Linked DNA regions of Mus musculus: region 2 is linked to region 1. The links are chromatin loops, found by intact Hi-C in ENCODE. Cell type or tissue: heart. All regions are shown on one strand.

Region 1 (2,500 bases):
AAAACCTCGTCTATATAAACCTTTTTCTTTATAATTAACCTGTCTAATATATTTTGCTAGAGCAAAGTGAACTAAGAAAAGAAGTGGGTATCAGAAACGCTCAGCAAATCTTTCTAAACGAATGGAGAATGTCTTTTGGCCTTTTGGGAATCCAGAGGGGGCAGGAATAGGGTTGAGGTTGCAGCTCTGGTTTGGAATGTTAGGGCAGGTTTCCTAGTACAGAGTCGAGTTCATATGGGCAGAGAGGCAATTGCTGAGCCACCAGAAGCCTGGGAGGATAAATCACCTCGCTTGTCACCGATAATGGGAGCATTTGTTAGCACAACAATGGCCACTTGTGGGACTCAGAAAATCGTGGCAGTGAAAAAGTCAAGAAACAGTCTGACTCAATCCTACCCATGCACCCAACATTTATTTGGGGGAAACTGAGGCTCATAATTAGCTGCTGGGATAAGAACATCACTGCCACAACCTCACCAGAATCTGTAATGGATCTATCCCACAGGACCCCGAAGGCAGCAATCTTACCCAGCACCCACCCCCACCCCCAGTGACCCATGGGGCACTGGCAGCCCAGGTGGGCAGAAGAGGAGGCATGGTAAAAGGCTTGTGGTATTCCAAAGCCCTTGGTATTATTACCTTGTTGGGGGTTTAAGCATTTCTTTCCACAGTTGAAGACACAGCACTTCTCTTTCTTCGGGCAGTCCCTGTCCCTGGTACAAAGGTCCCTCTCTTGGTGTTCACACTCCTCTCTGAATCTGGGGCATCTCCCTAGGAAAGAAACAGTCCTTCAGCCTCTGGGCCTTCGGATTTGAGAGTGCAGGGAAGCTCATGTTCAAATTTGCTCACGGTGAAGGAAGCCTTTTCTTTGCTCCCGTTTCCATCACTACCCACTCTAACCTCTTCAACACTCCTCCATACCTTCTTCCCTCCATCCCTGCTACCCCCCAGCTGCTGGGGCAGAACTTTTCAACACTGGTGACAATCACCTGTTGGCCATGGGAGCTGCCCTGTGCTTTGTGGAACCTTTAACAGCCACCTTGGCCTCATGTACTAGACATCCTGGGCACTCCATCCATCTCCTAACAATCCAGACACTCTCCAGACCCTGGGAATGCCTCCTTGGGAGTAGACCCTTTCCACTACAGCCTCTGTTTCCTTTGTTCTAGCTATTCAGTTATGTCGTGTTGCTGTTTTCCTCTAGAGGGCAACATTGCACAGTGATTCCTCCCCCACCTGCAGCTGGGTTTTGGAATCCTAACTCTGCCGGGAGTGTGTGTGTTGTGGAGGAGAAACAGGATCCTAAATACATTGTATACAATTTTCAACGGGTTAATACAGGTGTTATCGTAGAAAAATCTTTAGTTGGTTGAATGCTGGTAGCCTTGTGATGGTGGGCACATTCTTTAAATTCTGTGTCTTCTAGTTTCAAAGAGGGAAGTTTACGGACAAAGAGCTATATACAACTAAGGGGTGCTAAGTTCAGGAGAAATAGTCTTTCCCAGGGAAGACCCCCCTAATTTAATTGCTTATCCAATACCAAATGGTCAGCCCTGAAATCATATACATACAGAAAATAATAAACAGACACAGCAGGCTGTATTTATTTAGGCTCTCTCTCTCTCTCTCTCTCTCTCTCTCTCACACACACACACACACACACACACACACACACAGATAACAGCAACAATTAAAGAAAAAGAGGCCGTAGTTTCAGACGGAGTGGGAGCAGGTATGTAAAAGGAATTGGAAGGAAGAAAAGGAAGGGGAAAATTATATTTTAATGTTTAAAATTCCAAAATTTTAAATTAAAAGAATAAAACAGGAGTGTTGATAGGACTTCCTCTCGTAGAGTTCTTGTGAGGATTAAATGAGATAGTGAACACAAGCAAATGTTAGCTAATACCTGCAGAGCGGTCACCGTGGGGGGAAGCTTTACTCTGTCCTGTTTCTTCACCACAAAGCTGTAGGGCCAAAATTCGTTTAAAATGAAGAAATCAAGTTCCAGAGAGGACACGTGGAAATTAAATATTTTGCTCAAGATCACCAGGCTACCAACTCTGTACAACCCACCAACTCTGACCCCAGAGCCCCCAGACAAATATGTCTGTCTACTTCTTTAAGAGGTGAAAGGTCTTCCCATTAATGTTGGAACCATAACCCTTCCTCACCTCCCCTTTTTAAAGGGACTTTGAAGGTGTTTCCCCAGACCCCTGTCCCTGTATCAACACAGAGGTCGTTGTAACACTAAGAGACCTTATAAGTATCTCTCTCCTCTCCTGAGCCACACCCAGGAAGGAGCTGTAGAAAGGTGACCCACACCTGAGGAATTGTTCTTTGTCTCTTCCTTCCAGTAAACTTCCCTTTCTCCCAGACAACACTAGAAAAAAACAGTACTTACTGGGAAACAGCAAGTCAGCTAGACTAGGTCCCTGGACTCTTGCAAGCAGGCCAAATAGCACAAGAATGCTCACAAATCCAGAAAGCTTCATTCTGGCGA
Region 2 (2,500 bases), 130 kb after region 1:
TCTCAAGAACTGCTCGTGAGGTTCCTTCCGCCGTTTGGTGCTTCCATGGCCTCACCTCGGGCTGGTTAGCAAACCTAACAGTGCCTTCAGGATTGAACTGTAGCTGCTGTAGCTGCTGGTTCGCGGATGGTGTCTGCCTGCCTAGAGGACTGGTCTGCAGCTGCTATAGGACTGGGCTGCTGCCAAAGATCAAGCTCACCCCCAAGGAACTATTGCTGAACAGGTTCACCTACCCTAGATCCTAACAACTTTTCTCTTCCACTGCCTCTGCTGGGTGACAGGCTAGAGGAGAGGTTGAACCCTTATTAAAAGTAGGTTGCAAATAAATTATGCCTATAAATCCCCACTCAAGTCTAGACGGACATTCACTAGCATGTTGATGACAGATGTCTGTGGTTAAAAGGTCCCCTTTGAATTTTTGCATCTTGATTGTCCCTTCAATAACCACGTGTCCTTTTTCAAAAACTGAAGAGGAGAAAGAAAGAGAAAACAAAGAGTCACGATCCTAAACATAAAAAGCTATGAAGTTACAAGAAAACTAAGGAAAGGAAAGCAACGGAAAGACAAGCTGAGGAACAATGTTTACTGACAAGCAGGCGCTGGCGCAAGTGCCAAGGCAGAGCTGGCAGACGGAGAGCACCGACGAGAGAGCCTGGCAGGATTGGTGGAGCCTCCAACGAGCTCCCTGCCCTCCTCACCTTCCCTCATAGGGAGAAAAAATGTTTTTCTGTTCTTGATCTCAACAATTTGACCCTGTATGCTTTGTATAAGAAGCACTGAAACGTGAATAACATTCCCCAGATAAATATTCCCCATCTGAAGAAACATGTCACATCACGAAAAGAGAGAATGTGACCTGCTGTCATCATTCACTGGGTGTGGGTCAGTTGGAAAACTCTGGCCACAGTGAGCTTTGCCTTTAGGTATATACTGTGGCCTTTAATGGACTAGGTTTCTGCTGCCCCCTGGTGGCTCAGAGACAGAAGCACCCAGCAAAGAGTTTCTCTACACAAACCCTGTCCCCAGGGGCTTCTTCACTCTTGAGTTCATCAACCTGCATGAAGCTGGTCTGTCTACACTATTCCCTCCATAACAGATCTTGACTCAACTCAATAGCAACTCCCCGCCCTCCTCACCCTACACCCCACTTACTATTGATGGCATGCCCTAAGGGATAAAAGAATGAGACTCAGCACAGCAGAGAGACAAGAGCTCGTGCCCCCTTGGTGTTGCTGGGAGAGGGACACAGAGGACTCAGATGGTCAAGGAAAGGGGTACAGGGCATGGGTCATTCGCAGCCCCCACAGGGGAGGTCAGAAGCTGAGGATGGGAGCCAGGGTGGCTTTTCAGTCTGGTCAAAGGTTAATTTGAGGTACAAAGTCTGGAAGCAGCAAGTAGTATTGGGATTCATAGGGACTGCATAATTCAGGCTGAAAGGAACTTGCACCTCGAGGAAGGAGAGCTTTGCATGGGTTTTGTGGTTTAGGGCACAGCAGGAGAGAGAACAGCCTAGAACGTACACCAAGACCTGACATTTAACTCTGTGTGTGTGTGTGTGTGTGTGCGTGCTTGTCTGTCTCTGTCTGTCTCTGTCTGTCTCTCTCTCCCACTCTCTCTCACCCTGTGTTTCCCTCCATGTGTGAGTGTCTATGCCTTTCTCTGTCTCTATCTCCTTCTCTCTTTATGTCTGTGTGTGTGTGTGTGTGTGTGTGTGTGTGCATATTTCTCTATAGATATGTCTGTCTCTCCCTTCCCCGTGTGAGTGTGCCCACCCATGTGTGTGCATCTATGCCTGCCTCTGTCTCTCTCTGTGTATTTCTCTATGGGTCTGTGTGTGTGTGTGTGTGTGTCTCCCATTTCATCCTTCCTCCATCCCTCCCTCCTCCCATGCTATTGCTACAGGCATAGGCTGTACAGGGTGGCCCCCACCTGATGGAAGGAAAGCCTGGCTCACAGGTCCCAACTGCCAGTCCCATTCTCACCTGGCAGAAAATCACCTTACAGGCTCTGAGGGCTCCTAGGGACAGACAGCATCAACTGCTCCCATGGAAGTCTTTATCACACTGATTTTTTAATTATGTACATAAAACTACTCAAGAAGCCATGCACTGGAGACCTCGGGAGACAAGAGTCTCTTGAGCCCATGAGTTCAAGGCCAGTCTGAGCAACACAAGCAACACTCCAAACAATAAACAATAAAATTTAAGTAAACAATAAAATGATAAACAAAATAGTGGTCAGCAGCCCAGCAGCCTCCTATCGGCTCCTCCCAGAGTCCTGGGCCTGCCACTACACAGCTTGTGGTACAGTTGGGCTACCTGTCAGCAGATCAGGCAAGTCCAACACATCTACTTAAAAAAAAATGAGTGTTCTAGACCCACTAATATCCAGCATCACACTTAGCATTTTTTTATATTTATTACGCTGTGGGTGTGTGTATGTGGATATGCATGCCACAATGTACATGTAAAATGGTCAGACAACAATTTGCCCAAGTAGA

What was found. Hi-C counts contacts between places; a loop is a spot of excess contacts. Peaks named below come from ENCODE experiments on the same cell type or tissue, not always from the same donor. Only the 100,000 strongest peaks of a DNase experiment are listed, where the experiment ranks them.
Region 2: a loop joins it to region 1, with 11 times the contacts of the local background. A loop is called at or near these places in 33 of 42 quality-filtered maps.

The regions. Positions count from the first base shown.
Region 1 is chr2:164,591,025-164,593,524 of GRCm38, forward strand. It overlaps Eppin (epididymal peptidase inhibitor), which reads right to left. Exons shown (of 4, transcript NM_029325.2): 1 at 2,402-2,500; 2 at 640-771. The coding sequence starts at 2,492. Among named protein-coding and RNA genes, the nearest start is that of Eppin, 1.3 kb to the right of the region's middle. In heart, a CTCF peak has its summit at 1,207 (motif pointing right); no DNase peak of the experiment used is centred here.
Region 2 is chr2:164,725,117-164,727,616 of GRCm38, forward strand. No RefSeq gene overlaps it. Among named protein-coding and RNA genes, the nearest start is that of Spint5, 11 kb to the left of the region's middle. In heart, CTCF peaks have their summits at 970 (motif pointing left) and 1,169; no DNase peak of the experiment used is centred here; H3K27me3 peaks cover 619 bases.